Regions from separate parts of the Homo sapiens genome. Here region 2 is linked to region 1. Evidence: chromatin contacts called from ENCODE POLR2A ChIA-PET data. All regions are on one chromosome and are shown on one strand. The core of a region is the stretch at or near the end of the contact, and the rest is flanking DNA. Distances in the headings are between cores, read along the strand shown. Region 1 holds the start of PGLYRP2 (peptidoglycan recognition protein 2). Region 2 holds the start of BLVRB (biliverdin reductase B).

Evidence for each region. ChIA-PET counts read pairs that join two places held with the same protein, here RNA polymerase II (POLR2A).
Region 2: POLR2A ChIA-PET joins it to region 1 with 10 read pairs in B cell. The contact joins the promoter of BLVRB here to the promoter of PGLYRP2 in region 1. POLR2A ChIA-PET finds 5 or more read pairs at or near these places in 2 of 52 experiments (B cell and OCI-LY7).

The regions. Positions count from the first base shown.
Region 1 is chr19:15,476,709-15,482,739 of GRCh38, reverse strand. PGLYRP2 (peptidoglycan recognition protein 2) reads left to right here and starts at 3,239. Exons shown (of 5, transcript NM_052890.4): 1 at 3,239-3,429. The coding sequence starts at 3,369.
Region 2 is chr19:40,462,359-40,468,882 of GRCh38, reverse strand. It overlaps BLVRB (biliverdin reductase B), which reads left to right and starts at 3,138. Exons shown (of 5, transcript NM_000713.3): 1 at 3,138-3,273. The coding sequence starts at 3,195. SPTBN4 (spectrin beta, non-erythrocytic 4) reads right to left here and starts at 1,882. Exons shown (of 36, transcript NM_020971.3): 1 at 1,578-1,882. RefSeq lists a silencer at 2,724-2,923 and an enhancer at 3,945-4,064.

The sequences.
Region 1 (6,031 bases), core at 1,990-4,489:
CCAGCCTGGGGGACAGAATGAGACTCTGCCAGAAAGAAAGAGAAAAAGAGAAAGAAAGAGAAGAAAGAGAAAGAAAGAAAGAAAGAAAGAAAGAAAGAAAGAAAGAAAGAAAGAAAGAAAGAAAGAAGGAAGGAAGGAAGGAAGGAAGGAAGGAAGGAAGGAAGGAAGGAAGGAAGAAAGAAAGAAAGAAAGAAAGAAAGGAAGAAAGAAAGAAAGAAAAAAGAAAGAAAGGAGGGAGGGAGGAAGGGGGGAGGGAGGGAAGGAAGGAAGGAAGGAGAAGGGAAGAAAGGAGAAGGAAGAGAAGGAAGAAAATATGGAAGAGGAAGTATATTTACTATTCATTAAGTAGAGAATCATCATAAAGGTCTTCATCCTCACCGTCTTCATGTTGAGTAGGCTGAGGAGGAGGAAGAGGAGGGGTCTTGCTGTCTCAGGGGTGGCAGAGGTGGAAGAGGAGGAAGGGGAGAGGAGAGGCAGGCACAGTCCATGTAATTTTTATTGAAACAAATCCAGATATAAGTTGACCCTCACAGGTCAAACCCATGTTGTTCAAGGGTCAACTGTACTCCGTATGACACTCTAGTGGTGGACATATGTCATTATACATTTGTCCAAACCCATAGAATGTACACCACCAAGAGCAAACCCTAATGGAAATGATGAACTTTGGGTGATAATGATGTGTCAGTGAAGGTTCATCGATTGTAACAGATATACCATTCTGGTGCTGGATAGTGATAATACGAGAGTCTGTGCATGTGTCAAGGCAGGGAGTAGAACTCTCTGTAACTTCTGCTCAATTTTGTCACGAACCTAAAACTGCTCTAGGCCAGGCATGGTGGCTCACGCCTGTAATCCCAGCACTTTGGGAAGCTAAGGCAGGAGGATCCCTTGAGTCCAGGAGATGAGACCAGCCTGGCCAACATAGCGAGACCCTCATCTCTATAAAAAATTAAAAATAGAGGCCGATGCGGGTGGATCACCTGAGGTCAGGAGTTCAAGACCAGCCTGGCCAACATGGTGAAACTACATCTGTACTAAAAGTACAAAAATCAGCCGGGAGTGGTGACGGGGACCTGTAATCCCAGCTACTCGGGAGGCTGAGGCAGGAGAATAGCTTGAACCTGGGAGGCAGAGGCTGCAGTGAGCCAAGATTGTGCCACTACACTGCAGCCTAGGCAACAGAGCGAGACTCTGTCTCAAAAAAAAAAAAAAAAAAAAAAAAAGCCTGTAATCCCAGCACTTTGAGAGGCCAAGACAGGTGGATCACCCGAGGTTGGGAGTTTGAGACCAGCCTGGCCAACATGCTGAAATCCCGTCTCTACTAAAAATACAAAAATTAACTGGAAGTGGTGGACGGGCACCTGTAATCTCAGCTCCTTGGGAGGCTGAGGCAGGAGAATCACTTGAACCTGGGAAGCAGGGCTGCAGTAAGCCAAGATTGCACCACTACACTCCAGCCTGGGTGACAGAGGGAGACCCTGCCTCAAAAAATAATAATAATAAAATAAAAAATAAAGCTGGGTGCAGTGGCTCACGCCTGTAATCCTAGCATTTCGGGAGGCCGAGGCAGGAGGATTGCTTGAGGCCAAGAGTTTAAGACCAACCTGGCCAGCATATCAAGACTCCATCTTTAAAAATAATAATAATAATAAAACTGTTCTAAAAAAGTCTTAAAATTATTTATCGGCCGGGCATGGTGGCTCACGCTTGTAATCCCAGCAATTTGGTAGGCCAAGTTGGGTGGATCACCTGAGTCAGGGGTTCAAGACCAGCCTGGCCTACGTGGCAAAACCCCGTCTCTACTAAAAATACAAAAATTAGCCAGGCATGGTGGCGCATGCCTGTAACCTGAGCTACTTGGTAGGCTGAGGCAGGGAGGCAGGAGAATTGCTTGAATCTGGGAGGTGGAGGTTGTAGTGAGCTGAGATCGTGCCATTGCACTCCAGCCTGGGTGACAGAGCGAGACTCCGTCTCAAAAAAAAAAAAAGTTATTGATGACTTAGATTTTCAACACTGCCTTAAATTTTGCGGCAAAGAGGATGCCTCAACCTAGTCCCTGCCTCAGCCCACAACCTTCATATGGTTCTACCAGGCAAAGCTCCTATCCCCAAATCCTGGGAAACGAGCTTGGAGGAGGACATTGTCTCTTACTCCCATGGGAAGTGTCCCCCATTCACTCTATCACTTAGCACCCTACATCCTGAGCTTCCACTATGTGCCCAGCTTTTTTCTGGGAGGTCCCCAGAAAGAGGACACCTGAGGAGGCCCCAGGGGTGGCCCCCAGGGGAATCCCAGGCCTGGCTCAGGCTGGACATTCCCAGGCCTGCCCTGGCTGAGTCTCCAGCTGGTGGGTCTCCTGGAAACTCCCCGGGCTGGTTTTGAGGTGGGAGCCCCACAGGGAAGCAATTTACATACACAACAGCCCAGTCATGTCAACCTGCCCCATCTGATGCCAGAATAAAGGGGAGATGGGTCCATTCTGCAGGTCTCAGTCATGGGCACCCGGAGAAGAGGAAGGACATTTCACTGTCAGCCCAGGTGAGTCCAGAAGCCAGCTCCTGGAACAATGCCAGGGTCCTGAACACTCAAGCTCAACCCCTGCTCTCAGCTACTGCTGGTGGCTTGAAATCAAGGGCTGGAACTGGATGAGAGGTGACAGCCCCTGGTCCCCATGGGCTCAGAGCAGGCCTCAGCAAACACTGTCCTCGGCCCCTGCACCCATGCTCTGCCTGAGCCTGAAGTGTTGGTTGCAAAAAAAAGCAGGAGGCAGTGCCAACTTCAGGCCTCAGCAAACACTGTCCTCAGCCCCCGCACCGATGCTGTGCCTGAGCCTGAAGTGTTGGTTGCAAAAAAAAGCAGAAGGCAGTGCCAACTTCAGGCCTCTGCTTCTCTCCTCTCCCTCAACACAGCCGGTCTTACCAGTACAGCAGGCGGCAGCTGAGAGTCCCCTCTGGTGGCCAGCAGCGGCTACAGAGCCGTCACTATGGGGAGGGACAGGACTTGAGGGGTTGCCTCGGTCCACCTCACTGGAGAATGGGCAGAGTTTATGGAGTCTGAACCACCTGGTCTCCAGGCCCCTCTGGGGATGGGCCTGGCTTACTGACCACTGACCTCAGCCTAGGAGGGACAGAAGAGACTGGGGGAGACCAGGATGCCCAGATGACCTTGACCCAGGGTACGCTGCCCCATGTCCCTGCTGCCTCCCGCCCACAGCTCTACGAGAGGCAGGTCTGTCATTCGCCGCTGGACTTTGACAGTGGTCAAAGGCTCTGCTCAGTTCTCTGTGCCTGTCTCCCTCCAGCACTGCCGAGGTTCTCTGCCGAGGCCAACCAGAAATACCCCTTGGAAGCTGGAATCCTGCAACAATGGCCCAGGGTGTCCTCTGGATCCTACTCGGATTGCTACTGTGGTCAGACCCAGGGACAGGTGAGTCAGGGGGCAGAGTCCTGGGACCAAACCTCTTGGCTCTGCAGAAGGCGTACTGCTGTCCCATCTATGTCTTGCCCTGCATGGAGTGAGGCTGGAGACTCAAGCTCTCAAAGAAGCTCCAGCATGGGGACATAGATATTCCCAGCTCCACAGAGTCAAGGCAAGGATAAGGGAAGGAATCTGGGGCCTGGAGAGCAAAAGTAGGGAAGGCTTCTTGGAGGAGGAGACATAAGAGCTAGGCTAGGAAGAAAGAGAAATGATTTGGGGGAGAAGCCAGAAAGGGCATTTTTTGCAGAGAAGAGCAAAGCTACACAGGTTAGGTGGTGGACTGGAGAAGAACCTAGATTCTAGACCAGGAGAGTGTGTCGAGTAAGACTTCCTGGATTCAAATTCTACTACTGGCCAGGCCTGTAATCCCAGCACTTTGGGAGATCAAGGCGGGCAGATCACTTGAGATCAGGAGATCGAGACCAGCCTGGCCAACATGGTGAAACCCCATCTCTACTAAAAATACCAAAAATTAGCCAGGCGTGGTGGCAGGCACCTGTAATCCCAGCTACCCAGGAGGCTGAGGCCAGAAAATTGCTTGAACTCAGGAGGTTGCAGTGAGCTGAGCACTACTGCACTCCAGCCTGGATGATAGAGCAAGACTCCGTCTCAAAAAAAAAAAAAAAAAACAAAGGCAAATCCTGCCTCTGCCACTTCCTTCCTGTGTGACCTTAGGCAGGTAACTTAACCTCTCTGTGCTTCAGATGCCTCATCTGTAAAGGGACACCATCTTAGTCCCTTTGTGCTTCTATATAGGCCAGGGTACCTGAAACTGAGTAAATTTGTAAAGAAGAGAAATTTACTTTCTTGCAGTTCTGCAGGCTAGGAAGTCCCAAATGCCAGTGCTTTGATCTTGGACTTCCCAGCCTCTAGAACTATGAGAAATAAATGTCTGTTCTTTTTTTTTGTTTTTTAGACAGAGTCTGACTCTGTCGCCCAGGCTGGAGTGCAGCAGCATGATCTCAGCTCACTGCAACCTCCACCTCCCGGGTTCAACAGATCCTCCTGCCTCAGCCCCCCAAGTAGCTGGGATTACAGGTGCCCGCCACCGCACCCGGCTAACTTTTGTATTTTTAGTAGAAACGGGGTTTCACCATGTTGGCCAGGCTGGTCTCAAACTCCTGACCTCAAGTGATCCGCCTGCCTCGGCCTCCCAAAGTGCTGGGATTACAGGCATGTGCCAGCACACCTGGCCAAATTTCTGTTTTTCATAAATTACCCAACCTCAGAGATCTGTTATAGCAGCACCAATGTACTAAGACAGGGGCTAAAAGGACCTACCTCACAAGAGTTGTGAAGACTAACTGCGTTAAATTATTAATATATAAGTCACCTAGACTAGTAGCTAGCACATAGTAAATGTTTACTGAAAGTTAGCTATTATTTGATAACCCATCTCTGAACCAGCTCTGAGCCTAACTTAGCATTTCTAGGTTTGCAGTTCAGCCACTGACATTTCCCCAACATGGCACAAGCCCATCCTGCTCTTCCCCCTGCCTCCCAGGCTATTTTATTTTATTTTATTTTATTTTAATTTAATTTTATTTTATTTATTTTATTTTATGATGGAGTCTCACTCTGTCACCCAGGCTGGAATGCAGTGGGGGGTTCTTGGCTCACTGCAACCTCCACCTCCTGGGTTCAAGCAGTTCTCCTGCCTCAGCCTCCTGAGTAGCTGGGGTTACAGGTGTGTGCCACCATGCCCAGCTAATTTTTGTATTTTTAGTAGTGACGGAGTCTCGCCATGTTGATCCGGCTGGTCCTGAGCTCCCGACCTCAGGTGATCCACCCGCCTCTGCCTCCTAAAGTGCTGGGATTACAGGCGTGAGCCACTGCGTCTGGCATTTTTTTTTTTTTTTTTTTTTTTGAGACAAAGTCTCACTCTGTCACCCAGGCTGGAGTGCAGTGGCGCAATCTCGGCTCACTGCAACCTCCACCTCCCATGTTCAAGTGATTCTCCCGTCTCAGCCTCCCAAGTAGCTGGGATTACAGGCACACACCACCATGCCTGGCTAATTTTTGTATTTTTATTAGAGATGGGGTTTCACGGTGTTGGCCAGGCTGGCCTTGAACTCCTGATCTCAGGTGATCCACTCACCTCGGCCTCCGAAAGTGCTGGGATTACAGGCCTAAGCCACCACAGCCAGTCCCAGGCATCTTTCAAAATACCTTTCCCTCTAACATCCCCAATTTTTAACTTCAATTCATCACAAAAGACCATCCATCTCTCCCTCTCACGATCTGGGGACTCTTCCACTTTTGTCCACTGCAATGTCACTACCTACCTTCTGCCACCTTCATCTCTCACCTCCACACTGTCTCCCCTTTTCTATCCTGGCACCCCAAAAATCCATTTCCTTATGGCAGCCAAACAAATCTAAGCCTAAGAAAGGAGTCTTAGAATGCCAGGTTCGTCACACCTCTGTCCTGCTCATAAATCTGCCATGGCTCCCCAGTACTCACAGACAGTCTGAGCTCCTTAACCAACAGGCAATAGTCTGTGTACCTCACTTTCCTCATCTACACAAGGATAGTGTTGGGGGTCATGGGG
Region 2 (6,524 bases), core at 1,889-4,388, about 25 Mb before region 1:
AAGCTATTTGCCCACTTCAACTTCCCAAAGTGCTGGGGTTACACATGTGAGCCACTGTGCCCAGTCCCAAATCCATTTTTGTTCTTCCCTCCTTCCATGGAAAAGTGAAAGTGAGCACACAGCTACCTACCACCTGTGTGACCTTGGCTGAAATACTTCCACTCTTTGGGCCTTAGTTTGTTCATCTGCAAAATAGTAATGATGGCCCGGCACGGTGGCTCATGCTTATAATCTCAGCACTTTGGGAGGTCAAGGTAGGTGGATCACTTGAGGCCAGGAATTCGAGACCGGCCTGGCCAACATGGCAAAACCCGGTCTTTACTAAAAAAAATACAAAAATTAGCCAGGCGTGGTGGCACGTGTCTGTAGTCCCAGTTACTTGGGAGGCTGAGGCAGGAGAATCGCTTGAACCTGGGGGATGGAGGTTGCAGTGAGCTGAGATTGACTCACTGCACTCCAGCCTGAATGACAGAATGAAACTCTGTCACACACACACAAAAGGGTAGGCCAGGCGGTGGCTCACGCCTATAATCCCAGCACTTTGAGAGGCCAAGGAGGTGGGTGGGTCACCTGAGGTCAAGAGTTGGAGACCAGCCTTACCAACATAGTGAAACCCCATGTCTACTAAAAATTCAAAATTAGCCAGGCATGGTAGCTCATGCCCGTAATCCCAGCTACTTGGGAGGCTGAGGCAGGAGAACTGCTTGAAGTCGGGAGGCAGAGGTTGCAGTGAGCCAAGATCGCGCCATTACACTCCAACTTGGGTGACAAGAGTGAAACTCCGTCTCAAAAAAAAAAAAAAGTAATGATAATCGTACCCGTTTCTTAGCGGTGTTTGAAGAGGTAAGTTATTAATGCAGGGATCATGGTATCTGGTACACTGCAAGCCCTTGATACATGTTCCTTGCTATTATTCTTCATCTTTTCCTCACACATCTCAGCAAATCGATTTGCCTCTTCTGGAGTCAGACAGAAATGAGTTCAAGTTCCGCTTTATTCTTGCTGTATCTTTAACCGAGTATCTTTAACTTGGCCTTTCTGTGCCTCAGTTTCCCTCCCTGTTAAACGGTGGTTACAGCTGTTTTCTTCAGTGGAAGACACTTAGAGATGGGGAGGCCCTTAGCACTCCTGTTAGCCCTCTGGCCAGGCCGAGGATCAGCTCTGGCCATAACGCGATTGAATGGGAAGGAAGGGAGCAGGTAATAGGGAAGCCGGGAAGGGGTGTCCTGCGAGCCTCCCCCCAACACCCCCCCCCCCCCGCAAAGGCTGGTGGGGCGCTGGGCTGCGGTGGCATCAGAGGCTTTAACCCTTCCCAGGCCGCGCCTCTCTCCCTGCGGTCCAGACACTGCGCCCAAGGAGGGGGCCTGGGAAGGACAAGGCCTGGGGGTAAGACCCACGCGTGGCGCGGAAGCTAGACCGGGTGGGGGGGTTGTGGGCTCGTCCTGCCCTCGACCCTTTGCCTCCCTCCAGCCGGGGAGACCCGGGGCTCCAGCCATGCCCCGTGCGCGCGGAGGAGGGATGCTCGCCAGGTGGGGACATACTTGGGGGAGGGGCTGTCGGCCCCCCTAGCAGCTCACCTGGGCCCGCGGCCGCCAGCGTCGCTGTCTCCGCTGCTCGCCGCGACCGACCGCCCTCCCTGTCGGCGTCCGCTGCCCGGCCCGGCCCGGCCCGGCCCAGCCCGGCTCAGCTCGGCCCCGCCGGCCCGCGGCTCAGCCAGATCCGCATGCGCCGCCGCGCCTCCCTCTCTCGCGCCGCCGCCGCGCTCAGCGCGCCCCCGGGACCCCCTCCCGCCCGCGGTCCCCGCGCCCCGCCGCCCGAGGCCCACGCGCAGTCACACCCGGCCGCGGCGTGGGGTGCACGGCTGCACTCGCGAGGGCACGGCGGCGTCACGCGCTGCACACTCCCACGGGGTCACGCTCGCCACGCTGCCATACTCGCGGGGGCCTCGGCGCACAAACTCACCCCCGCATCCACGCGCTTGCGCGCCGTCACTCCCTCCTGTGGGGTCTCACGGGGTCACACCCTCACGCCGTCACACGCGGCGTCCACACTGGAACGGTGTCACCCACCACCACACAAATCCAATAGGGTAACCACCGCCCACGCGGCGTCACACACAAATGCACCTGTCACACACAGCCGCACACTCCCCGGCAGTCACAAACAGTGTCATAGGCCCACACATCACGCACAGCTTCACAGCCACAGTGTCACACACTCTACACACTCGAACCTTCATAGCAGTCGCCCCGCACATGCTGCACCGCCGCACCTCACACATCATAGTCACAGGGGGTCACAATGAGCAGCTCAACACAGACACCCACAGCCACACACTCGAATGGGGTCCCGGTGTCACACATCCTTACACGAGACATGTGGTGTCACACACTGTCACAGTCTAATTAGTCTCACGCTTCCATGTAGCACACCTCACACGTCCCACACCCTATCGTACAGGCTGACGCAGTGTCACCCACGGTGTCACCACAAGGTCACAAAAGAACAGAATCAATGCCTGCCACACGTGGTGTCACGCACGTGTAGTCACACTGTAACACGGGATCACACTCAGAGGATGACACAAGGTGTCACCCACAGTCCTGCTTGCCCTCCGGGTCACTGAGTCACACAGGGTCATATAAGTGCATAGGTACGCCGTGACACAGTGTCTTACATCCAAGTGCACACACACACTCTGTCCTCCTAACTTTCTCCCCTTGCTGGTTCTGGGAGGCCCTGGGGCTTAGAGTGCGCCCCAGATCCGCTCCAGGCTCCGGGAGAGGGGGCGTGAGCTACGAGAGGCCGTGGGTGAGGCTCGCCTGGCCCCGCCCCTCTCCGGGAGGTGGAGCGCGGAGGCAGGGCGCTGAGTGACAAGTTATCTCGGCTCCGTCCACTCTATTTGTTGCTATGTGGAGGCGTGGCCTTCTGTGGCCCCGCCTTCCAGTCTAAGTGGCGCGCAGAGAGGGCGGTGCTGGACGGTGAGCGAATGCAAGCTGACGCCTGCCCCGCCCATCCGCGTTAGGCCCCGCCCCTTGACCTGAGCCGCGGGCGGAGAGTCTGAGGCGTGGCCCTTCGAGCCAGCTCCGCCCCGTTGTTCCTGGCTTGAGTAGGGCAGAGAGCACCGCCCAGCAGCCAGTGGGTTCCCGCGCGTGCCGAGACTCTGAGGCCTTGCACCCCCACGATCCCGTACGATGGCCGTCAAGAAGATCGCGATCTTCGGCGCCACTGGCCAGACCGGGCTCACCACCCTGGCGCAGGCGGTGCAAGCAGGCATGAGCCGGGGCGGGCGGGGCATGTCACGGGACAGACGGGCAGAACTTTAGGAAGGGGCACCATGGGGTCGGGCCGAGGCTGATTGGGGCCATGAGCGCCCCAGCCAGGTGTATGAGGACTCAGGGGCCAAAGCAAGTGGCCACGGGGGCAGAAATGGGGAAAGATGTGAGATCCAAGTTTATGTGAGTCCAAGCCAGAGAGGAATTGGCCCCGGGAGCCCCGGGAGGACTCCACTGGCACAGTCGTGTGTAAGTCCAGGGCTCTTATGCAATGCGGTTGTCATTATTGTGGTTGTGGTGGTGGTTGTTCGCACTCCCAGAGAGGATTTACTAAGCCAAGCTTGCTCTGTCGTCTCTTCACATGAGAGCTTTCAAAATGGGGTGGGAACTAGTATCACCCTACTTGACAGATGAGAAAACTGAGACCCAGAGAGTGACTTGCCCAATATCACACAGCTGTTAACTGACAGGACTGGGATTTGAACTCAGCTCATGCTCTTAACCACCACAAGTCCCCAGGCTGGAAACTGAAAAAGTTGGGGGGTCAGGTTGCTGCGAGTACCTAATGGGAAGGAGTCACAGAGAGACATGAGTGAAGACTTGGGGACAGCAGTCCTGGGAAAGTCAATGAGGGCTGAAAATTTGGAGTTGCCCCAGGAGAGAGGGCAGAAAAGGGGATAACCATCCCCCAGCACTCCCTGCCCCCACAGCCCAGACTTGACCAACTCCCAGCTGGGCCTGGGACTTCCAGATATGGGGCCCCACCCTTGCAGGCCTTGGGGACGCTGAAGATATTGACTATCTGCGTGCCCCAAAAGGGTGGAGGCCAACAGGACCCCACTCTGCTGTCTCCCTTGGAGGGACTCTGAAAGTTCTTCTCTAGGTCCATAACTCTCCCCTTCCCCAGGGAGACCACGTGAGGATCTTGACTTGTGGAGAATGGGGAGCTGTGGGCCTCTCAGTAAAAACCAGTTTGCTGATAAGCATTTATTCGGGAGTAATGGAGAAGGAAGTAAGAGAGAGAAGTTGAGAGGCGCTGAGTCACCTGGAAATCCACTAATTCCACCGAATTCCACTCGCCCACCCTGCTGGTCATAGCTGGGACTGCACTCAGAGGGTTAAGAACTGGAGCCTAGGGAGCTTCAGAGCTGTGGCTCTGAAAAATCTCTTCCCAGCTCTCAGCTTTGCTGTCCCCCTCAGCAAAGGGAAGGGCTGGCCAGGCACGGTGGATCATGCCTATAATCCCAGCACTTTGGGAGGCCAAGGCGGGAGGATGGCTTGAGGCCAGGAGTTTGAGACTAGCCTGGGCAACGTAGCAAGACCCCATCTCTACAAAAATACAAAAAAAAAATAAATTAGCTGGGCGTGGTGATGCATGCCTGTAGTCCCAGCTACTCAGAAGGCTCAGGTGGGAGGATTGCTTGAGCTCAGGAGTTCAAGGCTACAGTGAGCTGTGTTTGCACCACTGCACTCCAGCCTGGGTGACAGGGTGAGACCCTGTCTCTCAAATTTAAAAAAATACATAAAAAGAAAGAAAAAGAGGCTGGGTGCGGTGGCTCACGCCTGTAATCTCAGCACTTTGGGAGGCTGAGGCAGGTGGATCACGAGGTCAGGAGTTCGAGACCAGCCTGGCCAATATAGTGAAACCCCGTCTCTACTAAAAATACGAAAAATTAGCCGGGCATGGTGGCTGGTGCCTGTAATCGCAGTTACTTGGCAGACTGAGGCAGGAGAATAGCTTGAATCCGGGAGGCAGAGGTTGTGGTGAGCCGAGATTACGCCACTGCATTCCAGCCTGGGCGACAAGAGTGAAACTCTGTCTCAAAAAAAAAAAAATTAGCTGGGCACAGTGGTACGTGCCTGTAATTCCAGGTACTTGGGAGGCTGAGGCACAAGAATCGCTTGAACCTGGGAGGTTGCAGTGAGCTAAGATTGCATCACTGCACCACTGCACTCCAGCCTGGGTGACACAGCAAGATGAAAGGAAAGAAGGAAGGAAGAAAAGGAGGGAGGGATGGAGGGAGGGAGGGAGGGAAGGAAAGAAGGGAGGGAAGGAGGGAGGGAGGGAGGGAGGGAGGGAGAAGGGGCTTGGATTAACTGGAGTTCACAATGGTTCTGTAGGGCCAAGAGTCTTAACAGGCATGAACTCTGGTGCCAGCCTGCCCACATTCAAGTCACCAGCTCTGCGGCTTACAGCCTTTGTGACCAAATGCCTTGTCATCTGTGTACCTAGATATGTGTAAGATCATGACAAAACTGGTAGTACTTGCCCTAGGGCTCTTGGGATAATTAAATGAGATCTTATATAGGAGGTACTTAGACTAGCATTGAATTTTGCAGTCTCTGGATCAGACTTACTTAGGTAAAAATTCAACCTTCTCTACCTACTAGCTGTGTGATCCTGGCCCGGTTGCCTAAAATTGCCTCAGTTTCCCCATCAATGTGGACAGGATAATGATACCTACCTTGCAGGGTTGTTGCAACCTGATGCTTCTCAAACTGTGAGTTACAATGAGATCTGAAACATATGGTCACAACGTGTATCAACAATATAGGGTAACAAATGATGACATAGTATCAAAATGTATCACATGTTAAGTATTAGTTTTGTGAAACTCATTTTAATTATATATGTATGCGTTTGTGTACACCAGGTTAGGCAATGAAATTTTTTGTATTGATGGCTGATTTTTTTTTTTTTTTTTTTTTTTTTTTGAGACAAGAGTCTCACTCTGCCGCCCAGGCTGGAGTGCAGTGGCACAATCTTAGCTCACTGCAAGCTCCGCCTCCCGAGTTCAGCCATTCTCCTGCTTCAGCCTCCCAAGTAGCTGGGACTACAGGCGCCTGCCACCATGCCCAGCTAATTTTTTTTGTATTTTTAGTAAAGATGGGGTTTCACCATGTTAACCAGGATGGTCTCCATCTCCTGACCTCATGATCCGCCCGCCTCAGCCTCCCAAAGTGCTGGGATTACAGGCGTGAGCCACCACGCCCGGCCAATGGCTGAGATTTTCAAAAAGCTTAAAAAGAGGCCAGGCACCATGGCTCACGCCTGTAATCCCAGCACTTTGGGAGGCCAAGGTGGGCGGATCACAAGGTCAGGAGATCGAGACCACCCTGGCTAACACCGTGAAACCCCATCTCTACTAAAAATACAAAAAATTCGCCGGGTGTTGTGGTGCACACCTATAATCCCAGCTACTCTGGAGGCTGAGGTGGGAGAATCGCTTGAACCTGGGAGGCGGAGGT